Regions from separate parts of the Mus musculus genome. Here region 1 is linked to region 2. A link is a contact called in ENCODE Hi-C or POLR2A ChIA-PET data. All regions are on one chromosome and are shown on one strand. The core of a region is the stretch at or near the end of the contact, and the rest is flanking DNA. Distances in the headings are between cores, read along the strand shown.

Region 1 (6,180 bases), core at 2,053-4,552, 37 kb after region 2:
CTCTCTCTCTCTCTCTCTCTCTCTCTCTCTCTCTCGTGTGGTCGCCGCGATGATAGAAAGTGACTAGTATAACCTGTAAAGGACTTCGTACAAGCCATGTATGTGACAGAGTGGTTGGCTTTGTTATTCTCTTTTTGTCACTGCACGTGGCTAACTAGAATATAATAAGCTTTTGAAAAGGACGGTGTCAATGTCCCTCTGTCTCTCACTGAGCTATGCATGTCTACCACAGGCCCCCTGCAAATATTTGCTCAACGAACAAATGAACCTGTGCGAGTTGGTTTCTCTTGGAACTTGGCATTCCCTCCTATGCAGTTGGGTAACCAGAGTCTGGTGGCTCAGAATCATGAGATGAAAGGCCTAGGGGAGGAATTTACTTTGCACCCACAGACAAGCTATTAAAAGAGGAAGGATGTCGGTTGGGCAATGACAGAGTGGGAAACAAACAGATGGGATACTTACCAGCAAGGTGTCCAGGGCATCAATTAGCGTCAGAGAAAAACTGTGAAAAGACAAAAAAGTCCCGCTGCTTCATAAGAACATCAAACACCAGATTCACAACTGCCCAGATCTAAGCGAGGCATAGCCATGTCCCTATCCATCCCACTTACAGTTATAACAGAGGAATCAGAGGGAAACTCCGAGTCCCTTGACTGCCTGGTGCAGCAGTACTGTAATTAACAGGTCACCTATGTCTCCTGGCATTCTTCCCTACTATAGAGAGGCAGCACGGAATTACGGCGTGGTAAGAGTTGGGGAATGTGTTACGTATGACATCAAAAGACTAGAAACTACCAGTTGCTCACAAGTTGAAGAGTGACAGACAAACGGATACAAACAAGTACAAATGTATGACATTATTAAGGTTATCGGGAGTTCTGTGTACTAACAAGATGATCATGCTGTTCAGTGGAAAACACGGTGTATGAAGTAAGCCACACAGCATGTTTTCATCTGCATTTCACAGTGCTGGGAGGGGGCTGGACAGACAGCTCAGGGCTTGAGAGCCCTTACTGCTCTTGGAGAGGACCTGAGTTTAGTTCCCAGCAGCAATGTGGGGGTTCACAGCTGCTAGCAACTTCAGTTCCAGGGACTCTAGCCAGGAGCCCCCACAGGCTCCTGCACACATATGGTGTGCCTAAATTCATGCAAAGCAAACACATATACTACTAATAAAATTTAAAAAGCCATACTGACAGAAAGCAAATGTGCTGCTGTTAGGGCCAGTAACCACAGAGGGATAATACATAAGGCGCACTTTTTTTTAGGTTAAAGAAGTATTCTTCTATCTGCTAGTTGTGATGGTGATTACTATACATTTTAAAGGGGGTACTTTATTACATGGCAATTATACCTTTAATAAGGTGATTTTTTTTTTACAAAGATACACAGTAGCCAGGTGTGAGATATGCCTGCAGTCCCAGCACGGGGGGTGGGGGGATGATAGGGATTCAGAAGGCCTGAGAGTTTAAAACTAGTCTGGGCCATATAGCAAGATCCTGTCTCAATAAACACATAACACGTATATGCACACCTGTGTAATTGTATAAACTGAGAACATTCTACAATGATCTACAGGACATACACAGGTTGTAGACCTAAGGAATGAGATACTCAGCAAGCATGACTCTATCCTGCTCAGTGAGCCATGTGTTTGCACTTGCTTTCTGTTCCAACTAAGAAATAAAAATTGGCACACGTTCCTAGCTTACTTGCCTAGCCCCTGGCATCAGAGAGCATGCTATCACGTATAAATATTTGTAGTACGAGGATAATGAGGCAGGGGTGAGAGGGAGCACCTGCAATCCAGCACCTGGGAAGGAGAGGCAGGAGCACCCCAAGTTCATGGTCATTGTTGGCGATGTGGTAAGTCTGAGGCCAGCCTGAGCTATGTGAGACCTATCTCAAACAAGCAAGCAAGCAAGAAATAAAAGACCTCAGCAACTGGAGAGATGGCTCAGTGGTTGAGAGCACTGGTTGATCATCTCATACCCACAGGGCACCTCACACTGTCTGTAGTTCAAGTTCCAGGGAACCTGACACCCTCACATGGTTATAGATACAGGCAAACAGCCAGTGCGCACTAAATCAATAAATCATTCTATAAAAACGAAGCAAAACAAAACAAAACAAAAACCAACTCAGGATTACAGCCCTAGTGTCAGTTTTGGCTAATGCAATGATTCTTTGCTCGACTGGGTTCTTTATTCCAGTGAAAATGAAAAGATGATATGGTAACACAGAATTACTAAACGAAAATGAATCAGGTGACTTGTATGTATGGCGGTGAGAGGAGTTGGTATGAAGCTAGACGGGAAATATTTTTCAGTCATAAAGAGTACACCAACTACAAAGGGTCTTAACTGTGGGGAGAATAACGTTCCTCCTGGGCCTGTGCGCCCACCTATAAAATGAAGGAGTTGAGTTTCCTGACTCCCGGGAGTTTTTTCAAAATATTTTGTGACTCCAGAAATGTCCCCAAGTCCTCATACGTGGTTGCCTGTTCGGCTGAGGTGAGTCCAGAGGGCTAGCCTGCCAAGTTAAGCCAAGACTTTTTTGTACTGTGAAAAGCTGTGTAGTTCTGACAGCGCTGGTTTGGACTGAGGGGACGGGGTTGAATCAGCCCAGGTCGGAAACTTTCCACAATCAGTGAGACCATGAAGCCACCAGCCCTCCTATGATCCCGGCCAACCCCCTTGGCCCTCAAGCTGGCTCTACCTGCCCCAGGTGTCGTGCCCATCACAGGTGAGAGGTCTCAGCTCATCGTAGGGAAAGGCATTTTCCAGGTAACTGTCGTAGGCGTGGTAGAACATGGCCTTGACTCGCTCCCTGGTTCGAGGGATGAGAAATAAGGTAGGGGGCCAGAACACAAAACCAGGCGGGAGAAAGGACCAGACACAGGACGGAGAATGGGAACCACAAAATGATTTCTGCCGAGGGCCCAGCAGCGGGACCAGAGCACGTCAGGGTGGGGGTCCTGGGGTGGAGGGAAGGGAAGGGACCCGGTGGGCGCTTGCCACTCCCCAGCCGTAGAGAGCGGGAGCCTGGCCCCCTTCACCTGTAGTGGGCGGGGTCGGGCGCGGTGCCGTCGGGGCCTGGCGCACCATGGTGCAGGGGTAGCAGCACGCACACGAGGCCGAGCGGGATGAGTAGCCGGAAAGGCATAGAGCTCGTGTCCTGTCAGTGCCGCCGCAGCAGCTGCAGCCACCGCCACCAGCTCATCCTCCGAGCCGCGGCTGGTTCTTCCGGGGATACGCACCACGACGCCTGCGCGTTGGGCAAGAAGCCTCTCACTTCCTGACTACAAAGCCCAGGATGCAATGGGCGGTGGAGCCCTGGCAAAAGAGCATCTCGGGATTTCTGGTCTACAGAGAGGAGTTCAACGTGTCTTAAAGACAGTGGTTGCTGTGGCTGCTGTTAATAATGTTTTCACAATCCCAGTTTCTGTTTGTTGAGCACCTTCGGTGAATTAAAGTGTTAGGAGCACTTTACAGGCGCCATCTAGTTAATTTTTGTTTTTTTTCCAAATACCTTTTAAAGGAGGGGCTAGCAGGTACTCAAGATTTGAGCAGATGCCTATGTAAATATGGATGAAAAATGTTCGGCTTTGACTATAATAGACACAGGGTTTGACAAACCATTGTGTAAGTAAACTCTAGAATTATTTTCCCAAAGCCTTAAGGTTTCCAGAAATCCCTTTTGTTCTAGGAATTCATACATTTATGACGGTCTTTCACTTTAGGGTGCCATGAAATCACGGTCCCTTCAGTCTCTAAATCAACCCAGGACTTTACCTGGACCATCTCAGTGGCTGCCATCCCTGGTGAGAATGAAGACCCAGCATTCTTCCTTTAAGAACATCTGGGCCGGCCGGGCGGTGGTGGTGCACGCCTTTAATCCCAGCACTTGGGAGGCAGAGGCAGGCACATTTCTGAGTTCGAGGTCAGCCTGGTCTACAAAGTCAGTTCCAGGACAGCCAGGACTACACAGAGAAACCCTGTCTCGAAAAAACAAAATAAAACAAAATAAAAAGAACATCTGGGCCAGTTTCCCCACTCTCTTGCTAGGTCCTAGACTCTGTTAGTGCGCTATCTACAGCAACCCCCTTCTCTTTGGTCAGTGGAATGAGCTGTAGACAACCCTAGATTTGAAGTTCGATTGGGGTTCATTACGACTCTACCATTCACACATAACCTATATAACCTTAAAGGAGTCCCTCTCATCCTCCAGGCACAGCACCCACATTTATGAAAGGGTTTGTCTAAACTGATATTTGAGATCCTTTTAATTTGAACTTTTCTTTAATTCTAGCATTGCCCAACTCTTCTTTGCTGAAAAATTCAGAGGGAAATGGCTGCTCCATTTATTGAGCAAAGTGCAGGCAGACTCTGCCTTCTTTGGCCCAGTTGTTTGTTTGTTTGTTTGTTTGTTTGTTAATTCTTGTTCTTTGACAATTTCATATATGTATGAATATGTTCTGGTCACCGCCCCTCCCCCATTACCTTCACCATTCTTCTCTCCTCCTTTTTCCTCCCAAACCCCTCCTACTGTCATTTTTTGTGGTTGTGATTGGGGTAGATTAGGTTTAATTAGGGCTGCTTACATAAGCATAGGTGAAGAGTTATAAGCAAGTTTGGAGCACACAATAATATTATTTATTTATGTACATGAGGATTTTGTACATAATTTTGTGCATGCCAGGTCACCTCTGAGGCCAGAAAAGGGTGTAGAGTCCTCTGGGTCTAGAATTATAGGTATTGTGAGCTTCCATGTGGTGCTAAGACTCAACCCAGGTGCTCTAGAAGAGTAGTTAGTACTCTTAACCATTGATCCATCTCTCCAATCCCAATCCAGCATTCTTGAAAATATCCCTCATTAAGTGTCCCAAAGTGCCATCAGTTGATAAACAAATTAAACTCCATATCTAACCCAAAGTGGGTCCTAAATTCAATAAAAAGGTTTTAGTATAGATGGGTCAAGGGTCAATGTGTCAGTGTTAAATTGGGGCAGTATTATTAGGAGTGTGGCCTCACCTTTTTTTCTCATTTATAAATTATGAAGAATATTAATACCTGCTTAATAGGGTTAGAGGATTCAGTGAACCATATAAAATGCCTATAATAATGGCATAGCAAATACTGAGTCACTAGGAGAATATTTTTTAAATACTTCTTAGAGGGGCCAGATAGAAGGGAAACCAAAAGAAACTAAGACCTGGATAATAACACAGGGAGACTGTATAGGTTTCCCAAGCTACTAGAACAAATTATCACCAACATGGAAGCTTAAAGCAAGAGAAATTTATTCTCCCATTTCTGGAATTCAGAAGCTAGTTTCACTGATCCTAAACCAACATTTTGAAAAAGTTTCCCTCCCCTCCTTCCTAATGCTTAAGAGGAGAGCCTGCTTGTCTTAATCAGGGTTTCTACGGCTGTGACCAGATACCACGATTAAAAGCAACTTGGGCAGGAAAAGTCTTATTTGGCTTATATCTCCTAATCACAGTTCACTGAGGGAAGTCAAGACAGGAGCCTAGAGGCAGCAGCTGATGCAGAGGCCACGGAGGAGTGCTGCTTACCGGCTTGCTTCTCATGGCTTGCTCAACCTGCTTTCTGGTAGGAGCCAGGACCACCAGCCCAGGGACGACACCATCTACAATGAGCTGGGACTTTCCCCATCAATCACTAATTAAGAAAATGTCCTACAGCCTTGCCTACAGAGCATTTTTTTCAGCTGAGGATCCCTCCTGTCTGATGACTACAGCTTGTGTCAAGTCGCCTAAAACAATCCAGCACACTGCTTCTTCCCTGTCCAGACTCTCCTGACAGTTTGAATCCCTCAGCTTAGAACTGTGTCATTCCAGTCTGTGGTTCCGTCTGCATGTCCCTCTTTCTGTCTCTGTCCTCTTTTATTATATCTCCCTCTGCTTCTCTCTCATAAAACCTTTTTATTATATTTATTTAGAACCCATCTTGAAAATCTTGGATAATCTCCCATCTCAAGATCCTTGATGAGACCTTCAAGGTCTCTTTCCAAATAAGATAACACAGGTTCTAGGGCCGATGATGGAGACGTTAGAGGGCTCCTTTTCAGCTTAGTATAGGCACTAAGTATTTTTCAGGCATAAGCTTTTCTTTATGATGAAAGCTAACTTAGCCTAAGCATCCTTTTCCATGTCAT
Region 2 (6,012 bases), core at 711-3,210:
CAGCCTGGTCTACAGAGAAAAATCCTGCCTCAAAAAACCAAAAGAGAGCAAGAGAGAAAGAGAGAGAGAGAGATGAATTCAACATATGGCTCAAGCTATTGAAGATTTCTGGGTTTGGTAGAAGGCACCTGTAGTCCCAGCACTAAGAGGGCAGTGGTAGGAGGACGTCCACAAGTTCAAGGCCAGCCTCATCTATATGAGTTTCAAGGCCAGTCAAATCTACACAGGGAGAGCCTGTCTCAAAAGTAAACTCACTTTCAAAAAAAGTCAACAGCCTGCATGCACATTGACTGATCCAAAACTATGTGATCATTAAAGGTTAGCCATTCCTCTCTCTGCCTGTCCTGACACACTCGCTCAGTGAGGTATTCTGGCTTCAAGGACAGAGCAAGTATTTCTCACCTCTTCTTAAGGCAAATGCAGAGGAATGCAATGAAGAAAAGACTGCTCATCTACAGTTTCTATAGGGAAATTCAGCCGCCCCTTCACCTGCGACCATTTCACCTTGATCTGTTCAGTTCTTTCAGTAATATTCAAATGGATCAAAATTAACTTTAAATATGTAGCGGTGTATAGAAAAATCTCACACCCATTCTCTCATCCACTCACCTAATTCCTGCCCGTCCCTCTCCCATCAACACTGTTTGGTTCCTTATGTAGTCCTCAAAACTATATACAAAGCTATCTTGAAATTAAGCTAATGTTTTCAAAGTAAGTTCTGGGATCACCTGGGAGAAAGAAGAAAAAGTGAGAGGAGTCACCTATCCTCATCTATTTATTCTAAGGTTGTGCCCTATACACCCCCCTCCCCCGCAACACACAGACACACACCCTACACCACCACATGTATAGGACATCAATCATTACACTTAATAAGCTAGACACTAAACAGAACAATAACTGATTACCCTTCAGCCCTTATATGCACCTGAAATACACTAACACTTGACACATCTATCTCCTCTGAATTTGACAATAGCCTTAAAGGGTGAATTAAATGAGTAAACAACGGCCCTGAAAGGTAACTTGCCCGAGGGAGAAAGAGAATAGGGCTTTGAACTAAAGTTCTTCCCCCAAAGCATGTATCCCTACGCTAGTAAAAGAGTCTTCTGCACCCGTTGGAGCTCAGCCTAATGTGAGATACAGGCGTGAAAGGGCAGACAACAAAGAAATATGCAATTACAGGCAAAGAAAATAGAGCATCAGAAAACGAATTGGGTGATCTGATAGAATAACAACCGGGGGGCCTACTTTAGAAAAGGAGGAGGAACGTTGAGGCCTCTGGGAAGATGACATTTATCATAAGCTTGGGAACCGTTTGGGGGCGGGGGGGCGCTGCAGTGAAGAGGACCCCGTCCTGCTCACAAGGGGCAAACACGAGACCAGTAGAAGATGAAGCCAACTCGCCAAGGTCCTCCAGACACGCAGACGTGGCGCAGGGAAATGAGGATCTAGAAACTCGGCCCAGGGCTTAGACGCGCCATCAATACCCCAGGCAGCTCGACTCCACTCGGCCCAGACCCGCAGGCCTCCAAGCTGGCCACTGCCCTCCGTCCCAACGCGGCTGACAGCGTCCGGACCGCACACAGGACAGCGCCGCGGCCAGCCAAGGGGGATCTGGACGGTCCGCAGCGGCCTGGAAAGGCCTCTTCCCCGGCCCCTGGCCAGCTCCAGCCTGGCCCGCCCCGCCCCGCCCCTCCGGGCCGGCCTCGTACCTGCACCGCCCGGACCAGGCCTCGGCCGGTGAGCTGGCCCTGCCGCAGCTGCAGCAGGATGTTACCCGGCCGCGGTCGACCTCCCCAGCCGCCCCACGCCGCCGCGGTAGCTGCCAACCGCCTCCCCCGGCTGGCCCCAGCTCCAGCCGCTGCGGGCGCTGCCGCCATGTCTCCTCGTCCGACAAACAGGAAGCAAGCGGTCCCGGAGCCGTGTCGATTTCTACGGGGCGGCGGAGGACTCTCTACATCGCCCCTAGTGGACTGACGCGGAGGTGCAAGCCGCGTGGCAGGGACTGTGCGTGCCCCGACGCCTTATGGGAACTGTAGTCTTTACCGAGGGGGAGCAGGTAGCTGAGATGTGGCTCTTCCTGGCCCTCCAGTTTGCTGAGTGGGATACCTCCAGCATTTCTTCGAGGTTGCTCCAAGTGGAAAACCAGTCACTATGTGCACAAGCTCTCAAAATTTTCGCTAGCTGGAAATGATGCAAGCCCAGTGTCCAGGGAAAAATTCTAGGCCCTAGGCCAGAGTTGACACTTGACACGTGTCCCCTTCCTTTTACAATTGACTTTAGCCAAGTCACTACACATTACCCCTAGCCCTCAGTCCATTCAATATTTAGGTCCTGGGAGCCAGACTAGTCAACTAATATTTTTATTACAATTAACAAATATGTGCTTTATGTAAATGAGACGTAAAGGACCATCAATGCTATTGCTTATTCGAAGAAAATGGCGAAAAATATTTCATTTACAGATAGATGTCAAAAAATAGTTCCTAAAGGCACCAGCTGTACTCCTCATACTGAATATATAGGTGAGGTGGAGGGCGAGGTGATAAGCAGAACAGCAGAGGGCCCTGTTAGGGGACGAGGGTTTCAGGGGACCACAGCTAATCCACACAAACAAATGTAGTTATTTATTTGGCAAACTGTATCCCCTATCAAATAGAATATTGCCCTCATTTTCCCCGCAAGTAGAACTGAATTCACTGGCTCCGACAAACCTCGGAAGCAGGGTGGTGCTGACTCTCCCCACTTTCTCTTCTAGGAGGCTATCTTGTAACAAAAATAAGTTGAGTGTGCCAAATTAGGATGCCATGAAGTTTGCTACTTGTAACTAAGGTGGCTATAATTTGTTGCCCAAACCAAAAGTCCTTAAAAAGTGAAATGATGTAATAAGTAACTTGCAGTGGAACAACAGCAGGCATTTGAGATCGCTGCCAAGGCAAACTAGACTGTGACTGACATCTGCATGCTACTTGCAAGGTGTGGCTCCCACTCGCTCCAGCAGATCACTGCCTGGTGACCTGGTTTAAGACAAAGAAAATAGGATAAGGAGAGATGAGTCAGTGGGTAGAAGCACTGGCTGCCAAAACTGACGACCTAAGTTGTTGGGTCCAATGAACCCATGTTGGTGAAAGGAGAAAATAATTCCTCCAAACTGCCCTCTAATCAATCTCTCTCTCCCTCTCCCTCTCCCTCTCCCTCTCCCTCTCCCTCTCCCTCTCCCTCTCCCTCTCCCTCTCCCTCTCCCTCTCCCTCTCCCTCTCTCTCTCTCTCACACACACACACTTTAAATGTAATTTTTTTTGTTGTTTTGGGGTTTTTTTGTTTTTGTTTTTCAAGACAGGGTTTCTCTGTGTAGCCCTGGCTGTCCTAGAACTCACTCTGTAGACCAGGCTGGCCTCGAACTCAGAAATCTGCCTGCCTCTGCCTCCCAAGTTCTGGGATTAAAGGAACGTGCTACCACTATTCGGCTTAAATGTAATTTTTTAAAAAAGATTTATTTATTATTATACATAAGTACACTGTAGCTGTCTTCAGACACACCAGAAGAGGGTGTCAGATCTTATTACGGATGGTTGTGAGCCACCATGTGTTTGCTGGGATTTGAACTCAGGACCTCTGGAAGAGCAGTCAGTGCTCTTACCTGCTGAGCCATCTCGCCAGCCCTAAATGTAATTTTTTTTAAAAGATTTATTTATTGATTATATGTAAGTACACTGTAGCTGTCTTCAGACACTCCAGAAGAGGGAGTCAGATCTTGTTACGGATGGTTGTGAGCCACCATGTGGTTGCTGGGATTTGAACTCCTGACTTTCGGAAGAGCAGTCGGGTACTCTTACCCACTGAGCCATCTCACCAGCCCCTAAATGTAATTTTTAAAGTTAAATTTTTTTATTGAAAGAGAGCAAGAAGAGGGAGGGTTTAGAGGGAGGAAAGGGAAGAAAAATGACATAATTACATAATACTCTCAAAAGTAAAAGAAATAATTTTTTAAAAAAGGAAAAAACTTTATAAAATAAAAGCCATAAAACTGCATTAAAAAAAAAAAAAAGCCGGTCAGTGGTGGCGCACCCTTTAATCCCAGCACTTGGGAGGCAGAGGCAGGCTGATCTCTGAGTTCGAGGCCAACCTGGTCTACAGAGTGAGTTCCAGGACAGCCAGGGCTACACAGAGTAATCTGTAATCCTGTCTCAAAAACAAAAACAAAAAACAAAAAACAAAACACAAAACAAAGAAAACAGAAAAACCTGCATTTTTCAGTGCAATTGTCCCATCATGAAATCTGAATGAACCAAATAAAACCCTGTGTGTTTGTGATTGTTGGAGAAGAATCAGAAACAGGAAGTTTATCCTGTGATAAAGGAGATTTTTTTTCCAACGGACAAAAAGCAAAAACCAAACCAAAACAAAACAAAACAAAAGAAATAGGTCTTTAACTTTACAGTTAAATCTAAAATTCATCTTAGAAATATAAATGTAACAAAATCAAAGTGTAGTTTTAAAACTGGGTTTAGGGACAGAGAAGTACACCGGCATAGATTCACACCCACAAAAATCCAAAATAAGTGGGTTTTGAAATATAAGTTATATGTGCACAGAGCTGTTAGAAGTACAAAGCATTAAAAGGCAGCAGTGAATGAAGACCATCTTTTACGATTTGGGGGGAGAAATGCCTTCTTAAGCATAAAGTCCAGAGCCATGACAGGAAGATTAATAAAACTGACCTCAACATTCTAAGCGAGACAGCATGAACAAGCATAGAAAGCGCACGGCATTCTGGGAAAGTTAGTTTAGGATGTATGAAGAGCTTTCTGTCCAGTCTGCCTCAAGTTCTCCACCCCAGGTAGTTGTCTGAGAGGCTAGGTTTCCCACCCCCTTCTTTCTGATCAAAGACTACTTCCCTGAGCACAGATAGAAAGCTTTGTCTCTTATGCTCCCCATACCTGTGTTCTCTACTTGACATATAACCCATTACTCTGTGCATCTCTCCAGTTGTTGTGATCTGTTTAGTACTTTGCCACACCCATCCCCAGTACCCAGATCAGTACCTGGAATAAAGTCAGCGATAACATTTGTTTTGATCTGATCAGTGGATCGATGAACAGATAAATACAGCCACTCCTACAAGATTGCTACAAGCCAAACCACACAATGGATAGAAGAGTTGGGGATAGCTGGTGAGATGACCCAGGGGGCAAAGGCACTTGCTGTCGAGTCTGAAGACCTGAGTTTCATTCCTGGGAACCAAATGGTGGAAGCAGAGAGCTCTTTCCTGAATGCTAACCTCTGACCTCCACACAAGTGCCATGACATTCCTTCCTATGAACATGCACACGCGTGTGCGTGCACACAGGGGGGGGGACAGGGGGAGAGAGAATAAATCAATGTTAGGAAATTAATAGCTGAGCAGGAATAGGCAATTCATAGGATAAAGATGCCAAATAAATATGGGGGAAGGGCCTTCTTAGTTCTCCCCAGAGTAGAATGCTGGAGACGAGAGGGCTAACCAAGATGCCTTTCCAGAGTGCAATTTTTCATCAATATGTAATGTGGACTTCTTTTGACTCAATAACACTCCTTTAGCGCTACAGCAAATTAGCATTCTCGTTAGTATAATTCTAGAAGACAGAGCAATTAGTCAAGAAAAAAAAAAGCAGCCAAGTTGGAAACAAAACCACACATAAGAGGCGGAGCAAGCAGCGCTGGAGAATGACAGCTCAGCTGTTAGAAGTGCACACCATTCCTGCCCAGAGCCTGAGTTCCTTCCCAGCACCTACACTGGGAGGAGGTTCACTCCAGCTCCAGGGGAACTTGATGCCCTCTTCTGGACTCTACCAGCATCTGCAATCACGTGAGCATACCCTGAACACACAAATACACTTAAAACTAATAAAAATAGCTCTTTTTAAAAAGCCTTACCCTTCACCTCGAGGTCAGTCTTTAGGGCGCCATAATACTAGGAAGTAAGGAGAAAGGTTTCCAGAAACCTGTGGGAAGGCTGAGTGCAATTTA

The links. Hi-C counts contacts between places; a loop is a spot of excess contacts on that map. ChIA-PET counts read pairs that join two places held with the same protein, here RNA polymerase II (POLR2A).
Region 1: a loop to region 2 is called in a map of left cerebral cortex, with 5 times the contacts of the local background. The contact joins the promoter of Edem2 here to the promoter of Trpc4ap in region 2. A Hi-C loop is called at or near these places in 4 of 37 maps with a recorded cell type or tissue (heart and left cerebral cortex). POLR2A ChIA-PET finds 5 or more read pairs at or near these places in 4 of 5 experiments (Patski and embryonic stem cell).

What each region holds. Positions count from the first base shown.
Region 1 is chr2:155,726,173-155,732,352 of GRCm38, forward strand. It overlaps Edem2 (ER degradation enhancer, mannosidase alpha-like 2), which reads right to left and starts at 3,303. Exons shown (of 11, transcript NM_145537.2): 1 at 3,059-3,303; 2 at 2,719-2,829; 3 at 463-502. The coding sequence starts at 3,165.
Region 2 is chr2:155,690,424-155,696,435 of GRCm38, forward strand. It overlaps Trpc4ap (transient receptor potential cation channel, subfamily C, member 4 associated protein), which reads right to left and starts at 1,961. Exons shown (of 19, transcript NM_001163452.1): 1 at 1,716-1,961. The coding sequence starts at 1,883.